Regions from separate parts of the Homo sapiens genome. Here regions 2 and 3 are each linked to region 1. Evidence: chromatin contacts called from ENCODE Hi-C or POLR2A ChIA-PET data. All regions are on one chromosome and are shown on one strand. Each heading gives the region's core, a stretch centred on a gene start or an enhancer-like site at or near the end of the contact. The rest is flanking DNA. Distances are from core to core; before and after follow the strand shown. Region 1 holds the start of RAD23B (RAD23 nucleotide excision repair protein B). Region 2 holds the start of FSD1L (fibronectin type III and SPRY domain containing 1 like). Region 3 overlaps ELP1 (elongator acetyltransferase complex subunit 1).

Region 1 (2,585 bases), core at 30-2,529:
AGTGGCACACCCTGGGACACAGACTCTGGAGTCATTCTGTCTGAGGTCACATTGTGGATTTGCCATTTACTACTGGCTGGGTTATTCCAGGTGCATTACTCAACATCTCTGTACTTCAGTTTTCTATCTGTAAACGGACTTTCTACTAATAGCTAACTGCTTACAGACTGTTTATCATGATTTTACATACAATATTCAACTTCCCCCTCCAATAATCAATGAGTGACATTATTATTCTCATTCTACTGCTGAGGATCCAGAAGCACATTCACCCATTCCACAAATATTTACCGTGCACCTGCAATGTGCCAGGCATGTTCATGGGTGAACACAGCAAAATCTTTGCCTCTGTGCAGCTTCAGTCTGGGGTTCACAGGAAAAGGAGAAAGATGATAAACAAGAGATACGTACATTACAGGGTAATTATAAAGGGATACCCGCTATACAAGAAAACAGAGCAGGATAACAGAGATAGGAAGTTGGGATTTTAAGTAAGGCAGCCAGAACAGACCTCACCAAGAAGGCAATATCTGAGCAAGGATGTTAAGGGAGCCGGGGGCAACCTAGAATCCACCAGTGGGGAGAGTAAGGCGACTCGGAGAAAGGCGAGGGGCTAATGCATCCGTTCTAATAACTCTGACTTTAACTCGGGGCTAGATGGGGAAACACTGGACAGTTCTACCCCGAGGTGTGACAGAACTTGACCTTCATTTTAAATCGGTCCATCTGTTTAGGCTAGTGAGAAAAAACAATATTTGAACTCGGGCAGTCCAGCTCAGGAGTCTGTGCTGTCGGGATTAAAGAATCAGTCGACACCCCCAGGGCTGAGCCCCGCAGCAAGCGCCCCGCGGGTGCTGGCCCCCAGACTGTGGTTACCGCCATCCTTTCACTTAAACTCCGCCCCGATTACTCCCCCGCTCCAGGGCTCCGCATCCACTCTGCCGGGTCTCCACGAAGCGCTTCCCGGGCTACACATTGCGTAACTTCGGCAGCCGGGCGGAGCCTGCACAGAGGCGGAGCCGCGGCAGCCGGAGAGAACGCCCCAGCAATAGTCGCTAGGAGGAAGCCCCAGGAGCCCTTGCCGCCCACGGAACGCGCCTGCGTAATCCGGGTCCAGGCCGCCGACATTCCAGGACCGCCTTCCGCCCCGCCCCCAATTCTGGGGCGGAGTCCTCGGCCGCGCCGGCGCAAAGCGTCGCCGCACCCCACGCCTGCGCGCTTCGCCCGCCCGGCCCCATCCCCCCAGGTTTTTCGCGTGGGGGAGGGGGCACGTCTCGGCGAGTCACGATGATGGCGGCCACCATCCTGTGGTGAGCTAGCGGATTCCCTGCTTGTCTCGCCGACCCCCTCGCGCCTTCTGCAGACTCCGTGGCTGGCGCTCGGCGCGTGAGGAAGCACGGCGGCCCGAGTTCGCGGGGAAGGCCGCAGTCGCGGAGGCAGCGGCGCGGTCCGGGGCACGGGCTGGGGGAGAGGCCGCTCCGCTGGGCGAATGTGACAAGCCCCCACCCCCACCGCCTTCCTCCCCAGAGCGCGAGGAGCGCGGGCGACCCCGGGGCCCCGCCAGGCCACAGACCCCGCCCAGCGGCCAGCACCCGGCGCAGGCCCGGCAGCCGAGCTGCGCGGCGGCACCATGCAGGTCACCCTGAAGACCCTCCAGCAGCAGACCTTCAAGATAGACATTGACCCCGAGGAGACGGTATGCGCGCGGGCCGGGGGCAGGGGCAGCCGCGTGCGGGCCGCGGGGAGCGCCAGGAGCTCGTGGGGCCGGGCGGCGCGCTCCAGCGGGGGAAGCCCCGGAGGGCGCGATGAGGGCCCTGGGTCCTGGTGCCGGCCCTGGCGGCGTACAGCGGAGCCGATCCTCCTGTCTTGGCCGTGGGCTTTGTGGCAGGAGAATGGGGAAGCAGTGGCCGGACGCCGAAGGCCTGGTGGCAGATGGCGTGGAGCGCACGCCCGCGGGCCTGGGCCTAGGAGCTCGTGCTAGCGGGGCCGGAGGGGGATGGGAAGGTCCAGGCCGTCTCAGCCGTAGAGCCTGGCTTTCTGGTATGGGTGCACAGGTGGGGGAGGGAGACGTAGGCGTCGCCACTACCCCTGTGTGGACCTGGTTAGCCGCTTAGTTCCCAGAGTTGGTAACCCGAGAAGATGAGCCTTAAGAAAAAAAAAAGTATCAGGTTCCGTTTGCCGCCGAGAGGTGAGTGGTGGTGAAAATGAATTTGCCCCTTTCCCCTCAGAATTGTTTACCCTTTTATTTGCAAATGAATCGTTCTGCTGCCTTCCTCCCGCCACCAAACCCACACCCTTGCGTAGATTGCACTTTGAGGCCTCTTTGGTGATGGTTTTAGCTGTTAGAGCTCTTCACAGCCATCCAGGCTCAAACTAAACTTCAGATTTAACGGGTTTTCTGTGTTAGAAATCTTGGAATTGTAGGAGTTGGAACGCTGCAGCCACCCTCCCCCGATGCCCCAAACAGTAGCAGTTCAAGGGGGAAAAAAGAAAAAAAAAACAAAAAACAACAACTTTGAATCCTTTCTGCAGTTAAAGCCTTAAACATTTCAGAAGTCCACATTATACATTTTTCTGTATTTGTG
Region 2 (2,585 bases), core at 31-2,530, 1.8 Mb before region 1:
CTCTGTGAGAGAAACAGGGCCTTGCCCACTACTGAATTTTGTTTGTAGAACTGGTACAGAATAGGTACTCAATATGTATTTCCCTTTTATTCATTCATCATAAATGACTGTCTAATTGAACTTTTGTGAGCCTCTCCAGAGTCATCCAAATGGAAGATGAGGCCTGTCTGCTTGAGGAAGAACTTTCTCAAGCCTACTAAATTCCAAGCTTTCTAAAATCTTCATTGATGCCTCAGGCCACACCGAGCAGGTTCTAACTCCCCACTAAGAATGACTATAATGGGCCTGGCACATGCCCTGTAACCCACACCTGTAATCCTAGCAATTTGGGAGGCTGAGGTGGGCGGACTGCCTGAGCTTAGGAGTTCGAGACCATCCTAAGCAACATGGCTAGAACCAGTCTCCGCTAAAAGTACAAAAAATTAGCCAGGTGTGGTGGGGGCGCCTGTAATCCCAGCTACTCATGAGGCTGAGGCACGAGAATTCCTGGAACCCGGGAGGCAGAGGTTGCAGTGAGCCAAGATGGCACCACTGCACTCCAGCCTCGGTGACAGACCGAGACTCCATCTCCAAAAAAAAAAAAAAAAAAAAAAAAAGAGAATGACTATAATTTATTCACTACTAATTATGTACCATACGTTATTTAATCCTCACAATCCTCTGCAAAGTCCGCATTATTTCTCTCATTTTACAGATGAAACAAGCTCAGGCAGACTGACTTGCTCAAAATCATACAGGTAGCGAGGTGCCGGGGAGGATGGGTGGGTCCCCGGGAAAAACTGTGCCAGGCCCCAAAGCTCATATTAATCCCACACCCACGTTTCCGCCACTCTCATCCCTATATCCCTCCTCCCACGTTTCCACCACATCCCCTAAAGGTCTTTTCCCACGTTTTCGCTACATCCCCACCCCAGCCCTTTTCCTCCCTTTGGACCGCTGGGTCCGCTCAAGCCTGGCTGCCCCTCGAAGGATAGTGTGGGGAGGGGCTTCAGATGCGTGCTGGGTGGAGGGTGGGCTAATCCGTCTCCAGCACCAGATACTCTTTCCTTCCCGGGCCCTCCGCACCGGCCGGCTGCTGGATGCCCAGTGGCCTATTTCAGGGCCGGAGAGACCGCTATCGCTGGAGGAAAAAGGATGGGGGAAGGGAGTGCAGCCTGCAGAGGCACTAGCGGTAGACAGACGGGCGGCGCTCCCCACCCTCCACGGCTACTTCCCGGGAGCAGTCAGCCGCTGCGCGCAGGCGCGGTGCGCTCCTCAGCCCCTCCCTTCTGCGGGCCGCCCTTTCACCCTGGCAACCGCGGCGTGACTACGGCGCGCGCGGTCTGGGCGCGGACGGGTGGGGCCGGGCGGTGCCGGTGCGGGCTGGGGCAGTGCAGTGAGTAGCGGTCTTGGGGTGTGCGATCTCGCTGAGCCTCCTCACACGGTTCGTCGTCTCGGGTTCGAGCCCAGTGGGCTTAGCCACTCGCCATGGACTCCCAGAAAGTAAGCGGGGGAGGGGAGCCCGGGGCTACCGAGACAAGCCGGGCCGGCACAGGGTGGGCGGGGCGCCTGGGCCCGTGGGCTGTGGGTGCGCGGGGTGGGCCTGGCCGGGCGTCCGGGCTGCTGCTGCGGAGGGCAAGGCCGCCCGGCCGCTCTCTGGGCGGGAGCTAAGAGGCGCCCACACGGATGCGGGGACCGCGCCCGGTGACTCGGGCTGGCCTCTGCTCTGCGCGCTGTCCGGGGCCCTGACTCTGGAGGAGAAACGGAGCCATCCCCCTTTTAAAATCAGCCACTCTGCAGCGCTTTAGGCCGGTTTTCATGCCTGCAGACTGCGAGCGTGCTGGTGGGGGTGTATCCCTCCTCAGCAGGTGAGGAAACCGAGGCACAGCCTTTTTGGTGTCTCCCTGCTGACGCCGAAAGCTGGGGCTTTCTCCTCGACCAAGTCTCGTCTCAGCACCACGCTCTTTAGGTCAGGGACCGAATCTCCTTTGTACCGCCCACCGCTCCCCTTCCCATGACTTTTCCTAAGTAGATCTTAGTGTTTAGTGTTCGTTGAATGGAGGGAAAAGACTTCAATTGTTAGGGCAGCCTTCCCACTCTCTGACCAGTTGGTGTTGCTGGGCACAGTTACTTAGGGGTCGTTGTGGAATGTTTTATACTTTCCGAACAGTTGAGGAAAGGTTATATAATCGTAAAGGTTCAATTCAGAAGTATTTGGAGAACAAAGCCAATGTCTTGAATACAGTTAGAAGTGAATTATTCAGTCATAATCTCCATATGAAAATAACCACCCTGTTCTCTTTGTTAGACTATAACGTAATTGAAATATAGTACAGGGTAGGAAAGAAAAAACAAGGAGTATTAATAATGTAGCAGGGAAAACAAAGACATATCTAAGAGACTATTCTTTTCTATTATTAGAAAGCACGGGAAAGACTTAGAACAACGTTTTCTACAATTTTGTCTACATTCACCTTCTTGAGGATCACTTCACTGAGGGCATGAGAGAATAATGATGTGTTGAGCATTGACTATTACAGTATTTAACAAATATGCATATGATTTCATTGTATGTGTTGGTCTTGAAACTCACCTTGGAATGCATG
Region 3 (2,585 bases), core at 65-2,564, 1.6 Mb after region 1:
CATAACTAAAACGGTGCTTGAGGAAAATTATGGCATTATATGCTTAAACTATAAAGTAAGGAATCATCTCAAATCAATAGCTTTAAGCCATCACCTTGGTCAGGCACAGTGGCTTACACATGGAATCCCAGCACTTTGGGAGGCAGAGGTGGAGGGATCACTTGAGGCCAGGAGTTTCAGACCAGCGTGGGCAACTAGTAACACCCCATCTCTACAAAAAAAATTAAAAATTAGCCAGGCATGGTGGCATGCACCTGTAATCCCAACTACTCTGGAGGCTGAGGGGGGAGGACAGCTTGAATGTAGGAGTTTGAGACTGCAGTGAACCATGATCGTGCCACTGCACTCCAGCCTGAGCAAGAGTGGGACCCTGTTTCTTTAAAAAAACAACAACAACAAAAGAAAAAAATAAGAAAAAAATAAAAGTAAGCCATCACCTTAAGAAACTAGAAAAATAAAGAGCAAATAAAATAATAAAATAATAAAAAAAGAATGATATAGAATACAGAAAAATCATAGAGAAAAACAATGAAACAGTTCATTCTTTAATAAGATCAATAAAATTGATAAACCTCTGGCCAGAATAATCAGAAAAAAGAAGACACATCAATATCTAGAATGAAAGACAGGACATCACCATAGACCCTACGGACAGTAAAATAAGAGAATACTATAAACACTTCATACCAATAAATCTGACAATTTAGATGAAATGAACAAATTACTTGAAAGACATAAACTACCAATGCTCATTCCAGAAGACACAGATAAACTTGAATAGGCTAATGTCTACTAAAGTAACTGAACTAATAGTGGAAAAGCTTTCATTAAAGAAAACTCCTGGCCGAGATGGCCTTACTGGTATATTCTACTAAACATTTAAAGAAAAAAATATCTCCCAAGAGCTGGGAGAAAGAGCTGAGCTGTCAGGTGTTGGAGTAGCTGATCAAAGCAACAAGTCAAAAATGAATTAAGCCTTCAGGCATTGCATTGGTATAAGCAAGAGGCTAAAACCAGGGAAAGCACCAACTCTCTCTGTTCCATTTTTTCCCAAGGAACAACTCACTAGTCAAGAGTCAGCTGGATCCACACAGACATGAGGGTTGGTTCACTGTTGAAGGAGCTTGGAAAAAAAGGCTTTAGCAGTTTGATGGATCTTGGGGGTATGGGTGCAAAGGAAGGGGGCTAAGGGTGGAAAAGTACTGGGTAGTGAGTCACAGTGGAAAAAAATGTCAAGGTTTTTCCACTCCTTCTTGCATAAACAGGCCTTGGCAGAGGTGCCTGAAGAAGACCTTGGCCCATGGCCTCAGATAGAGAGACCTAAGAATGAAAGTGCCAGGACTCTCAATGCAAATACTGTTACAAGAGCATGACTAACAGGGGGCCCTGAGTCCTTGACTGCAACTCCCTTTAGAAACTGTAATGCATTGGCAGTACGCCAAGTCTGGTGTAGGGAGGGCAGCTTTTCCCCATGTGGCCTCCTAGGTAAAGTCTGTAATTGTTTATGGTCAGGTCTGAAACATCACACATAGGTTTTTAACCATAAGCTAGACTCTCATACCAATTCTACATGAAATCCTCCAGAAAACAGAAGTGTAAAGGACACCACCCCTCATTTTTGTCACCCCTCAATGACAGCAGCATTATCCTGATACCCAAAACATGGCAAAGACACGAAAAAACTACAATATCCCTCATGAACACAAACACAAAAATCCTCAAGAAAATTTTAGTAGATCTAATCTGCCACAAGAGAAAAAGGGTAATAAATCTATAATACCAAGTGGGGTTGAACCCAGAGATGCAAGGTTGGTTTAACAGTAGAAAATCAATCACCTAGTCCCCCATATCACTCGTCTAAAAACAAAACCCTTCATAGTTGAAAATGCATTTGACAAAATTTAACACCCATTCATGATACAAACTCTCAGAACAAGGAACAGAAGGGAATTTCCTCAAACCAAGAGGGCAGGAATTGGCAAATTTTTCCTGTAAAAGATTAGACAGTAAATATAGGCCTTATGGGCCAAACTATCTGTGTCACAACTCTAACTCTGCTGCTGTAGTGTTAAAGCAGCCATACACAAGATGTAAACTAATGAGCATGGCTATGCTCCAATAAAGCTTTATTTACAAAAACAGGTGGCATGCTGGATTTGTCACAGGTTGTAGTTTGCCAACTCTGCAATAGAGAGCATTAAAAAAAAAAAAAAAAGCAAATATCAGGCCAGGCACGGAGGCTCATGCCTGTAATCCCAGCACTTTGGGAGGCTGAGACAGGCGAATTGCTTGAATCCAACAGTTCAAGACCAGCCTGGGCAACATGGCAAAACCCCATCCCTACAAAAAATACAAAAATTAGCCAGGCATGGTGGCATGTTCCTGCAGTCCCAGCTACTCAGGAGGCTGAGGTGGGAGGATCGCTTGAGCCTAGGAGGTCAAGGTTGTAGTGAGCTGAGATCACACCACTGCACTCCAGCCTGGGTGACAGAGCAAGACTCTGTCTCAAAAATAAAATAATATAGAATAAAATTTTAAAAAAGCAAACATGACACTTAATGCTAAAAGACAAGTGAATTTTCTCC

What was found. Hi-C counts contacts between places; a loop is a spot of excess contacts on that map. ChIA-PET counts read pairs that join two places held with the same protein, here RNA polymerase II (POLR2A). Pooled maps may share reads with other maps.
Region 2: a loop to region 1 is called in a map of GM11168, with 7 times the contacts of the local background. The contact joins the promoter of FSD1L here to the promoter of RAD23B in region 1. A Hi-C loop is called at or near these places in 1 of 168 maps with a recorded cell type or tissue (GM11168), 2 of 37 single-sample maps with no recorded cell type and 10 of 50 pooled maps.
Region 3: a pooled map shows a loop between it and region 1 (4-fold over the local background). The contact joins the enhancer-like site here to the promoter of RAD23B in region 1. A Hi-C loop is called at or near these places in 1 of 37 single-sample maps with no recorded cell type and 4 of 50 pooled maps. POLR2A ChIA-PET finds 5 or more read pairs at or near these places in 1 of 52 experiments (activated CD4-positive, alpha-beta T cell).

The regions. Positions count from the first base shown.
Region 1 is chr9:107,282,000-107,284,584 of GRCh38, forward strand. RAD23B (RAD23 nucleotide excision repair protein B) reads left to right here and starts at 1,280. Exons shown (of 10, transcript NM_002874.5): 1 at 1,280-1,696. The coding sequence starts at 1,631. RefSeq lists an enhancer at 609-768 and a silencer at 1,259-1,818.
Region 2 is chr9:105,446,754-105,449,338 of GRCh38, forward strand. It overlaps FSD1L (fibronectin type III and SPRY domain containing 1 like), which reads left to right and starts at 1,281. Exons shown (of 14, transcript NM_001145313.3): 1 at 1,281-1,482. The coding sequence starts at 1,468. RefSeq lists a silencer at 1,162-1,771.
Region 3 is chr9:108,884,702-108,887,286 of GRCh38, forward strand. All of the region lies in intron 29 of ELP1 (elongator acetyltransferase complex subunit 1), which reads right to left. Among named protein-coding and RNA genes, the nearest start is that of ACTL7A, 24 kb to the left of the region's middle. Within about 2 kb of position 1,315, at least 5 of the 41 ENCODE cell types and tissues checked have a DNase peak (open chromatin) inside an H3K27ac peak, as active enhancers do.